Linked DNA regions of Homo sapiens: regions 1 and 3 are each linked to region 2. The links are chromatin contacts, found by Hi-C or POLR2A ChIA-PET in ENCODE. All regions are on one chromosome and are shown on one strand. The core of a region is the stretch at or near the end of the contact, and the rest is flanking DNA. Distances in the headings are between cores, read along the strand shown.

What was found. Hi-C counts contacts between places; a loop is a spot of excess contacts on that map. ChIA-PET counts read pairs that join two places held with the same protein, here RNA polymerase II (POLR2A). Pooled maps may share reads with other maps.
Region 1: a map of endothelial cell of umbilical vein shows a loop between it and region 2 (4-fold over the local background). The contact joins the promoter of ADGRL4 here to the enhancer-like site in region 2. A Hi-C loop is called at or near these places in 2 of 168 maps with a recorded cell type or tissue (endothelial cell of umbilical vein and heart right ventricle) and 3 of 50 pooled maps.
Region 3: a loop to region 2 is called in a map of endothelial cell of umbilical vein, with 6 times the contacts of the local background. The contact joins two enhancer-like sites. A Hi-C loop is called at or near these places in 2 of 168 maps with a recorded cell type or tissue (endothelial cell of umbilical vein and posterior vena cava) and 1 of 50 pooled maps. POLR2A ChIA-PET finds 5 or more read pairs at or near these places in 2 of 52 experiments (GM12878 and activated T-cell).

Annotation. Positions count from the first base shown.
Region 1 is chr1:79,004,857-79,009,014 of GRCh38, reverse strand. ADGRL4 (adhesion G protein-coupled receptor L4) reads left to right here and starts at 2,285. Exons shown (of 15, transcript NM_022159.4): 1 at 2,285-2,382; 2 at 3,796-3,945. The coding sequence starts at 2,361.
Region 2 is chr1:79,039,504-79,043,345 of GRCh38, reverse strand. No RefSeq gene overlaps it. Among named protein-coding and RNA genes, the nearest start is that of ADGRL4, 35 kb to the right of the region's middle. Within about 2 kb of position 2,510, at least 2 of the 41 ENCODE cell types and tissues checked have a DNase peak (open chromatin) inside an H3K27ac peak, as active enhancers do; they include endothelial cell of umbilical vein, where a contact is called at or near this core.
Region 3 is chr1:79,077,617-79,081,807 of GRCh38, reverse strand. No RefSeq gene overlaps it. Among named protein-coding and RNA genes, the nearest start is that of ADGRL4, 73 kb to the right of the region's middle. RefSeq lists an enhancer at 1-4,191. Within about 2 kb of position 1,952, at least 2 of the 41 ENCODE cell types and tissues checked have a DNase peak (open chromatin) inside an H3K27ac peak, as active enhancers do; they include endothelial cell of umbilical vein, where a contact is called at or near this core.

The sequences.
Region 1 (4,158 bases), core at 1,036-3,535, 34 kb after region 2:
CAGGCATTCATAATCTATTTCCTAAACTCTTCATAGTTTATTTTTGCTTCCTTGCCTTTGGTATGCCCTTAAAATCCATCATTTGCGTTCTTGCCAGTGATTCACTGAATTGCTTTTTAGTTTAAAACAAAAACAAAAACAAAAATCTTTAGAAAAAAAGTTATCAACAAAGTCTAGAACTTCTTTTTTATGGCATTTAGGACTTTTAAATCACTTTTTCAAACTCCCCGAATAACAATATCTGATGACTCCTCATTCTTGCAACAGCCTCCTGAGTGTGATGTCTGTTAATGGTTCTTAATCTCCTAGAACTCGAAGGTCAGGAATAAAGTTTTGTTTTTTGGCTTTTTGTTTTGTTTTGTTTTGTTTTGCTCCATGACACTTCATTCAGTGCCCGAGTGTGATAGATATGGAATTTGAAAATGTGCTGATTGATTGGATAAATTAAGAGTTTCTAGAATAGTGCATAATGAAATTCGTCAAAAATGCCCATTTGTGGCCAGGAGCGGTGGCTCAAGCCTGTAAGCCCACCACTTTGGGGGACCAAGGTGGGCGGATCATGAGGTCAAGAGATCGAGACCATCCTGGACAACATGGTGAAACCCCGTTTCTACTAAAAATACAAAAATTAGCTGGCTATGGTACATGTGCCTGTAGTCCCAGCTACTCGGGAGGCTGAGGCAGGAGAATCGCTTGAACCTGGGAGGCGGAGGTTGCAGTGAACAGAGATTGTGCCACTGCACTCCAGCCTGGCAACAGAGTGAGATTCCGTCTCAAAAAAAGCCACTCAAAAAAAGCGTCTCAAAAAAAGTCCAATATAGAGAACATGGACTGTGAGTTTATAGTCCGGGTTCCAATCAAGGCCAGTCACTTAGACCAGCTGTCTAAGAGCTGCTGTGGACTCTGAGCAAGTCACGCAACACCTTTGTTCCTCATTTGCCTCACCTATTATGGTGCCACTCTCAGGAACTTTTGCCCACATTCACCTAGAAGGAGTCTGGGAAAATGCTATGGAGAGCCAGATAAACGTGTCAATACATAAGCACTTGTGACTGCTGTTAATATATAAGTCACTTTGTGGTGTGTGATTGTGACTAGTTTTAGTTGTTTTCCCAGTAGTTCATAATCCCCCTGGAGTCCGGGGGCTGTGGCTGTTCATCTTTCTGAGGCTGCTCTTTATATAAAGTAAATTTGCACTAGTCACTTTTTAAACAGAATAGAAATGGTATGTGACAAAGGTGATCTGACTATTGAAAGGTAAAATGGCTTGTGTTGATGGCAAAAATATTAGTCATTTCCTTTCTTTAAATCAACTTTATTTAAACTTACATATAATACAATTCATCTAACTTATATACAATAAAATGCACCAGTTTTAAGAATACAGTTGGATAAGTTATGACAAATGCATGCACTCATGCAACCATCACCTCAATCAAAATATAGAATATTATCATCACCTCAATTTCTCCTTGTGCCTTTCTGCAGTCAGTCCCTCTTCTGCATCCCAACCCTGGGCAACCATTGATCTATTTTCTGTCATGATACATTAGTTTTGTCTGCCAGTTATTTTTAATTTTTTAAGCTAGAATTGTTTCCATGTTCCAATGTGGACGATCTCTTTCTACGTAATCGACTTGTATATTAACATGCAAAGGATATGATGCACCAATTTTTCTGCAGATGTAAGGAAGGGCTACAGGTGAATTTTACCTGAAATTGAGTTGATAATGGAAAACACAATCTAACCTAGACACAATAGACTATATCCTTATTTTACACGATGCAACCCTGAGTCCCAGCAAGGTGGGGCCTGAGCACTGGCATGCCCCTTTGCATGGATTCAGGTCTCCTGACTACTTCTTGACCCATTGTTCTTTAGGAAAATTTATTGGCGAGTATATTAAAAAAAAGGCTATGTCTTGAAATTTAGGTGTCAGAGAGAACCCCTGAAACCTACTGAGTTTTGGATGCTCCCTCTGGAGGGGCTCTCCGTGGATCTCAGAGACCTTTGCTTTTTAAGTACTCACTTTTAGGGTGTCACTCTGGGAGCTGCGCCTGGGGATAAACTGATTCCTCAGTGGGGCTGTAACATTGCTCAGGGTCAGTGGTCACTAGGCAGGGAATGGAGCCCAGGAGGCGTGGGGAAAGGGGATGGAGGCCGGACGTGGCCAGCGGATTCAGGGCTTGACTCACACACTCACACAAAAGAGGCCGGAAAGTGTCCGGAGGAAGCCGGCGCGTCACGGAGGACGGATCCGGGACCCTGCCGCGCCCGCCCAGCGGCGCCCGGTCCCGGGTCCACAGCCGCACTCACTCCGCCGCGCTCTCCGCCACCGCCACCACTGCGGCCACCGCCAATGAAACGCCTCCCGCTCCTAGGTGAGTGCTCAGCGCCCCTGGTCGCCGAGGTCGTCGGAGGGACCAATCCCTTGTAGGGGACTGGATTTTTTAAGAGGTGGAGCTCACATGGCAAGTGTATTTGGCAAAATCTCCGAGGAGAATTGATTTAGTACTTCTCAGGATGTTTTTCTCCTTGACCTTTCAACTCTAAAGTTGAATATTCCAAGGTCCAGGGAATGTTACCTTTTTATTCCTCTTGAGGAAGTGTCCAGCATCCCCTTTCACCTTTCTTCTGTTCTGCCCCGAAGAAATTTGGGAAATCCAGACCATTAACACCCATGAGAGGTTTCCTGGCATTTTAAGGGGATTGCCGGGCCAGATTTGAGCTTCATTTTGAACATACTGTGCAGAAAGATAGTAAATGACATCTCCGAGGGTGAACTAATTCCGGCTTAGTCAGTATACATAGTTATTTGCCACTGGGATTTAGAACAGAATACTTAAGAATCTCTTGGTACCTGATAAGGACAACTAATGTTAGATGACTGTTTTCAGAACAATGACCTCATGCTTCATAGCTGTTGGTCCTCAAGACTCTTGAGTAGGCCTGGTAAAACAATAAAAAAGGAACCGACTTTACTTTTCCTTATTTTTTCCTATCAGTCCACAACATATAATTTCCAAATGTATTTCAATAACTCTGATGTATAGTCTTGTTCCTTGTTTTGTTTCATTTTTTTTTGTTCACATTTGTGTGCTGTTCCATTTCTGGAAGATCAATCTTTGACTATAATCTTGAGTTTCTTTTTTTGTTTTTGTTTTGTTTTTAAATTTCCCCTAATGGAAAATAAAAACAGTGAAATAAATTTTATTATGAATAATTGAATTGAAAACAATTGAAATTGAAATTGAAAACAATTGAAATTGAAAACAATCATTAGAACACAGAAAAAAACAGCAAGTGCATCTGTTCTCCTAGATAAGATGTCATCTTAAAATAACACAGATTTGAATTTGCAAAAACCTGAATACTCAATTTACCTTCATTTCTACACAGGATTACTCCCAGAGGAGGGAAATTGCTTTACAATCAGGCAGTTCCCTTTCAAAGTATCTCACCTCAGAATGAAGGGTAACACTTAATCAACATGCTATACTGATCTGGGAACACAGTTTTTATTATAAAGCTGAGTTGTTTATTACATTTTAGTTTCATTGAGATTTACTTGATAAAGGTTGAAATTGGAACAAAAAAAGCCTTCATCTTAAAAGTAAGTTTTACTTACTTGCTTTTGTGCTGTTACTTAGCTAAGTGCTCTCTTGGGAAAAATTTATAATCCATTTATCTAAATAGAAAGAGAGGATAATTTATGTTTATTATACTCTAATTCAACAATGGGGAGAGATGTTTGTTTTACTTTTTGAAAAGGTGTATTTCTCTATTTTATTTAGTGGTTTTTTCCACTTTGTTGAATTGTTCCTATACTCAAAATTGCACCAAGACACCTTGTCTCCCAAATGCAAAATGTGAAATACGCAATGGAATTGAAGCCTGCTATTGCAACATGGGATTTTCAGGAAATGGTGTCACAATTTGTGAAGGTAAACAAGCTTTGTTACTTCTTTTGGATTATACTGTAAGATTAAATTCTGATGGGACTGCTTTTCTGTCCTCCAGAAACTAACTTGTTTTGTGTTATACTGTTTAATTTCATACTATTTAAAAAACGCGTAAGTAGCTAAACAGTAAGTTTGACTTACCATGTCAAAATTTATACTTGTTACTGATTTTAAAAGACTTCATGCATATCTTAT
Region 2 (3,842 bases), core at 1,261-3,760:
ACAGATACCAAATATTTGTTTCTCATATGTTTAAATATTTTTCAGTATAAATCTGCAAGGTATTGAATAATATGCCTCTTTTTAAGCTAAAATGAGTCACTATTTTTTATAATGTCATGACAGCTCTGAAGGCTCTCTTTAGAAACATCCAGGTCAGCACATGCACTTAGATTTTCTAATTTTTATTTTTATTATACACAAATTACAGTTGCATATAATTATAGAAGTGGTGTTCCGCTTTTTTAATACAACATGGAAAGAGTAAATTAAGCTAATTAACTTCAAATATTTAACATTTGTTGACGAACACATTAGAAATTTACTCTCAGCAACATTGAAACATAAAGGACTCAATTATCAGCTATATTCACCAAGCTGTGCAATTCACCTAAAAAAAAATAAAACATATCCCTCCTTACTGAGGCTTTGTACCCTTTGACTGTAATCCTCCCATTCCCCCACAGCCCAGTTGCTAGTAACTACCATCCTACTTTTTGGTTCTGTGACTTCTATTGTTTTAGGTTCCACATATAAGTGAAAATATGTGGTATTTGACTTCCTGTATTTGGCTTATTTCACTTAGCGTAATGTTTGCCCATTCCATCCATATGAATTTCAGGACGTTTTTGAGGCTTCTTTTTATCTCTTCACAAGCTCCTCTTAAGTTCTGAAGCTCTATCAATCTTCTACAGTTAGTTCAGTATCAGTTACCTCCAGAATTCTATTATTAGACTGATATATCCATTTCATTTTTAGTACCAAATATACATATATTTATATATAATCCCATACAGGATTAATCTCTCTTAAATACAACATAAACATAAACAAAAGCAGATTTTAAAAGATGAAATAAAGATACAATGAACAATATTTTACGGCTTCCTTATTGAGATGGCTTTAGAACATCATTATCTTTATTCTTGAGTGACATTAATAAGTAATGATAGCATATTATGTAAAAATCTTGTTTCAAAAAGGGATCTTGAAAGTTTAGGTTTTTGGCTAAATTTTTGTTAAATCTGATGAGTCACTGTTTTTACCTCTAAATGACTCATGCTGGAAATAGCAGAAGTATTAGCATCCCACTTTCAAAATGAGCTGTCTACACACACACACATACACACACACTCATGTGTGTATGTATATATATATATATATATATATATATGCACACACACACACACAATACTAGGTTATTCGTGTGTACTTTTATGAAGATGGTTTTTCAGTCAAACTTCTGACAATTCTACCTAAACAGGAATTTCTCATTTAGATGCTGAAAACAAAAATACTTCTTTGTGTTAATTTCCATTCACATATATTGTAATTTCTTTATGATTGGCCTTAAGTAATTTAGAAAATATTTTTCTCTTAATTTATTTAAATATTTGCTAGGTTAAGTAGTTTAAATGTATGATTTATTGGAAACAATTAAGATGGCCAGGCATGGTGACTCACGTCCCTAATCCAAGTGCTATGGGAGGCCAAAGTGAGAGGGTTGCTTGGAGTTTAAGACCATCCTAGGCAACAAAGCAACACCCCATCTCTACAAAAAATAAAATTACAAAATTGTCTGGGCATGGCGGCATGCACTTCTAGTTCTAGCTACTTGGGCATCTGAGATGGGAAGATCCCTTGAGCCCAGGAGTTCGAGGCTGCAGTGAGCTATGACCACACCACTGCACTCCAGCCTTGGTGACAGAGAAAGACTGTACAAATAAATACATATAATTAAGATGATTTCCTGGACTTTTGTTTCTACACTTGCGTTATGTCTTATTCAGATCTCTCTCTTTGGCTGCATCATTTGATAAAAGAAAAGAAAGAATAAAAGAGAATGCAATCTCCTAACAGAGGGATCCCTTTTGGATTTTTCCTGCCAAATATATTTTAATATTATGGTAAAGTTGTATTTAGTAAAAAATATTTTATGTCATTCATTACTCAACATTCACTTATTAAAATATATTTGAATGCATAATATTTTTGAGCACTATTCTGGATAATGTAGATGTCTTTTTTAAGAGTTGGTATCTGCTTCCTTCCTTTATATAGTAACTCTGGGTCTTAAATTAACTGAATTGACAGGGTTCCACCCAAATTTCCTCTGGCAGCTTTTTCTTTTAAACCTACTGCAAATACAATTTCTTCAAGTCAATAGAAAATAGGTAGTCCTTATCAACCACAAATAATTACTTAACTGTGTATGAGCAGGCACATAAGGGTCAGTCCCCACCCTCAAAGCCTGAGTTTAGAATAAATCCTGGAAATAGTGCTCAGTTTATCAGGGAATATGAAAGTTGACATTTCTATAGTTAACATGCTTTGTCTCTGGTACTGACAGAAGAAAAGAAAAGACTGATCTAATCATTCCACTGTTCCAAATTACATCATAGATAGTGACTTAAAATGAAAACATACTTCATAGACCTACTCTGTAAGGTTTCTATTTCGTGCTGTGACAAAGTATTTAGGGACTGCAAATGACAGATGTGAAGTACATTAGCGAAATGAATAGTTACATCGTCCCACCAGAGGAAGCACTTTTTTTTATCACAACAATTTATCATGAAAGAGGTGGTGATTTAAGAGAAAACATTGAAACGAAAGTACGTATTGCAAAGGAAGTTAGCAAATTGAAATTATGACTAAAACACTAGTAAGCAGAAGCTTTTGTAAATGCTTTGGAAGAGCATTTTTGTGACTGATTTTAATACGTTGAAATTAAACTGTATTACTTAAAAGGTGAATAAGTGAAAAAATGTACAAGTCTCAGAGTACCTCATGTCAAAGGAAAGAAGGAAGCTTAACCGCGACTTAGATATTACTTGCATATTTCGCTCACTGGCTTTAGAGTATCATTACCTGTATTCTTGAGTGAGATTAGTAATGAATGTAAGTATATTATGTAAAGCGTTGTTTCAAAAAGAGAGCTTGAAAATTTTTTTTTTGGTTAAATTTTTGGTTAGATCTGATTAGACTGTCACTATTTTTACCTTATAAGACTATTGATACTTGAAATAGTAGAACTATCATCATTCCACTTTCAAAACCAGCAGCCTTTCTCTCTCTCTCTCTCTCTCTCTCTACACACACACACACACACACACACACACACACACACACACACAGAGTTATTATTATGTATTTCATGAAGATAGCTTATCAACCAAACTTCTGAGTGGGTAGAATCTTGCCTAAACAGGAATTTCTCAGTTGGTTGCTGAAAATAAAGTACCCATACATGTATATTTTGATGTGCATATATTTTAATTTATTTAGTTGTAATTAGCCCTCAATGTTTTTAAAACTGTTGCTCTCTTAATTTAAGTAAATTAAGAATCATTTAACTTTTTTTGGATCATTCAACTGATATTGTGGCAAATACTGAATTTCCACTGCCTAAGTATCTGGTAAATATTTTTTTCATTCCATTCAAACATTTTAGAAATAAATACAAGTCTAAGTTCAGAATCTAAATGCTTAAAAAGCAGATAAATTTGATTAATTCTATTTTATTTTATTTTCTTTGCTTATCAATAGCTATTAATGTTTAGAAAGTGTTATTTCAAGGCCATGTGTGTTCAAGAAGACCTCTAGAGACAAATGTGTATAATAAGTTATTATAAATGCCAAAATTACAAAAGGGAAACCTGATTTTGAGACAGGAGATTTGGGTGTAGATGCAGGGAACCAAAGGCTGTTTCACACCAACTTCATAGAACTGAATTGAAAGGAAAACTCTCACTTTTCACACCTAAGTAACAAAAGGACCAGGGGCTACTCCCTTTGCGAACCCCATTTTTTTCTGCGTGGCAGATGAGAAATTGGCTGTCCCC
Region 3 (4,191 bases), core at 703-3,202, 39 kb before region 2:
CATGACTGTAAAACACCAATAGGCAAAGGGCATCAAATGATCTATTTTTAAAATAGAAATGTCATTTTCCATAGTGTGAACTCTATCTGTATGAAATAACCTATCTAGTCATGCAACATAGTGAAAATCAATAGAATATGAAAGTACTAGTTATGATACGTAATATGTTTACAACAAATGTAACATCCCATGTGCTTGACTGAATTGAGCTTTAATGCCTTCATTTAAGCTTGGCTGACATGAGATTAAATGTTACAAGATAGGATATTTTTAAAAAAATCCAGCACTCCAGCCACATTATTTAAATATTTTTGGCAACTCTGCATTTTAATTTTAAAACACTTTTTGCCTTTATTAGGATTTTAGATCTTTGAAACTATAATGTGACATTACTATTGTTGTGAGAATAGGAAGAAACATTAATCTGCATGTTATCATTGCTTGCAGATGTTCATTTTTGTCCTATTTAAATGACTGCAAATTTTGTCATTTTTTTCTGAAAAGGCACTTCATTTTATATGTTACATCAGAGATGATATGAAAATTTACATTTCATATGTATATATAATGGAAAAATATTCTATCAGATTCTATTAAAATATAGCTAAGTGATAAGTCAGAAGCTCAAATTAGGTGTTCAAAAACGTGTTCGAGTAAATAAAATTTCTTATTTCTATTAGCCAGGAATTTTACATTTGCAAGTTGTAGAAATACAATAACATTGATTCAAAGCCCCCAGAAAGGAAGTGGGATTTATTGACTTTATAAATCTCTGAAGTCCCAAAGTTTACCTTCACATATGGTTGTATCAAAAATGTCATGAAGACTCTGTTTTTTGTTTTGGTTTTTTGTCTACCACCACCACCCAACCCCACCTGCATCCCATGCCCTTGTTTTTCTCCAGGTTAGCCTTATTTTCAGTTAGGTCCTTTCCTTCTAATGACCCTAACAGTGCCCAACTTTCATCTTCCTACCTAATTCATCAAGGCAGAGGAAAATCTCTCTTGTACAATAGTTACCAAAAATGTCACTAGTTAAATTTCAGTACCAAGGCATGAATACTGAGGTTACTTCTAGGTCTCAAAAGTGAGGTCATCCTACATGGATTAAGAGTGAGGAAGAGGTGGTTTCCCAAAGCAAAATACAAGCATTATTTACACAACATGTATACACTACATAAGCTCACCTGAGATAAATATATATTTTTTAGTATATTTCAGTAATGGAACTTCACCAGCATTAGAATTCTGCAAGGTGTCTAAACTATTCCTAATGGTCACCTATAATTTTGAAGGCTAATATTTTGTCATTTTAATACTCTAATTTTATTTAATTTAAAGGAGAGTCTATGTGAATAAAGTATTATTAACAACATTATTTGAAGAATATTTATTTCATTGCAAACCAGAAATCCATCTCAAAAATCCATTGAATTTTCTAACAATCAAATTCACCTAATAAATGAAGTTGGTGCTAATAAGTGACGACAATATGCTTGAGTTGTTTTTCTAAGAGAAGGAATTTTTTTTGAGGTTAGTACATACATAGGAACTTGTCCATTCTCTCATGAGTAGCTCATATGTGCAAGACACTTGGCTGGTCAGGGTGAGATACAGTCTGTGATCACTATGTCAAAAAAAGCCAACTGGCCCAACAGAGATCAAACCCCTGACCTCAGCCTCATTTCATGTAGATTCAAATCAGTTGTGCTTACTAGCTACAGACATGCATGAGTGTCAGTAAATATCCCAGATTTCCTGACATAGGATCCTTCCCTACCAGGCCACAGCTGAGCTTAGTGAGCCCAAACTGATGACTCATCCAGAAGCAGCCATGCAAATCTTGGCTTCCTGAGGAAGGAACCAGAACAGCAGGCCAAACAATCCTTAGAAGCTGATAAAGCTTAAATCAGCACCTTCTCCATTTTCCAGCACTCTCCTCTGCCTTCTCTGCCTTGGCATACTGATGTATTATACAACAGTTACATAACTTCTCAGGAAATAGAGCCCAGAGCCAGATGCTTTCTGAAGAATTAGAACTATTATCATTTTTATTGCTATAAGTTTGAGTTGTTCTTTTTTTAAAAAAAAAATCTCTTAGAGAATGATATACTCAACCAAATACAGATCTGGTTTCAGTCATAACAGGATTTAAATCTTGACTTTCAGATTCCAAGTTGGCATAACTTAAACAAATTTTTATGTTTTTACTGTTTCACACTCTACAAATCAGGTTCCAAAAGTATGTCAAGTATTTACCTTCAACATCTAATGAACATGTTCTATTCTCCCCATTATCTCCATCATCTCACTTTCTGGTTTCTCTCTAAATGGAGATTCTTTCTAGCCCTTGATATATGTGACTAAAAAGATATATTTTACCCTATATTTTATATTTCATACATATTTTATATTTCATACAATTTCATAATGCAGTATTTGACAAAGTGTGCTTAGAGTATTTACTTATATGTAGTTAAAATACTTGAAAAAGTTTTTGTGCTGGAGCTTTCCCAGTGCACAATGCCTATCATTATATTCACTTCAGATCATTACTTATTAAATATCTTTGATAATGAAAATCCTGATCAGAATTTATTGACTGAGCCTATCTTTTTAAAATATACATTTTATTTTACAGGCCTTAACACTAATACTCTATTCTTCTATCTATTATTATATGGTGATAGTAAGGTTCAAATTTTCTGAAGATTGAATCAGATATTCGGCCACTAAGTAGCTTGATTTAACCTCTATGTATGTAGATAAACAAACAAAATCTAAAGAATAAAGGGTCAATTTTATTAACTGTTATTTTAAGCTAAGAAGGAAAGAAAAGGAATGGAGGCTGGATAAAATAAAAGAAGAAAGAGTAATAAAGGAAAAGAGGAAAGGAGGGAGGAAGAAATGCAACAAGGTATTGCTTATAAATTTTCCATATACTTTTGTATCAGTCTGTTCTCACACTGCTATAAAGAAATAACTGAGACTGGGTAATTTATAAAGAAAAGAGCTTTAATTGGCATGTGGTTCCACAGGCTGTACAAGAAGCATGACTAAGGAGGCCTCAAGAAACTCACAATCATGGTGGAAGGCAAAGGGGAAGCAGGCATGTCTTACATGGCTAGAGAAAGAGGAATTAAAAAGAAGGGGGACGTGCTACACACTTTTAAACAACCAGATCTCATGAGAACTCACTCATTATCATGAGACTAGCAAGGGGGAAATCTGCTAGTCTCATGATAGCTGATTCAATCACCTCCTATCAGGCCCCTTCTCCAACACTGAGGATTACAATTAAACATGAGATTTGGGTGGGGACACAAATCCAAACCATTCAACTTTTAATACTATATTTTCTGTTTAAAACTCTGTAAAAATACAAAATTCAAAAACATATAGACTATTGATCCATAATATCAAAGAACTTTTAAAGTTAGAGTCAATAAGGTATGCATATAAGCAGTTGATACTGAATGAGTATTTGTTGAGAAACCCAGATAAAATGGCCAGGACATCTTTAAAATCTATTTCTGTGGTTTTTTTAAAAAATTTATTTCAAGCCAAAATACACTACAAAGAAAGCACAAGTTCATGAAGGAAAGAAATGAAGTGATCGTCTTATTTGGAAAGATTTATCAAGTTCCTTTTTTCACAGTTTGAGGCAACTCTGTGAGCACTGAAACCTGTGAAAATATTGTATATTGTACAACTGAAAACATTACAGATATCCTGAAAAATAACAAAAGTGAAACATAATGCTATTTCAGTTACAAAAAGTTAAATATAAAAATTTATAATAATGTAACTTATATGGATGGTTATAAACATATAATTCTAGACACATATAGAAACAGGTATAAAATACTGTAATTAAAACATCCATTAAAGCACATATGGACTTTAGAGTCTCATTGAAATTGCACTATTAACTTTTAAAGGGTCTTAAAGCTGCCAGTTCAGCTGTTTAAGTAATAGGAAGACTTGTAACAGGAACATACTAGGTCGATGTACTAGAAAAGCCTATATTTTATACCTCTTTAATGTTAGTATTTTCTGGGATATTTTTTACATATTTCATTAATAGCAGAACCTTTATGTAGGTGTTATTTCAGCTACAGAAAGACATTCTAGAATGCATATAAATGTACTTTGTTTGGTAGACAGTATCAAGGGAAACATTAAATATCCT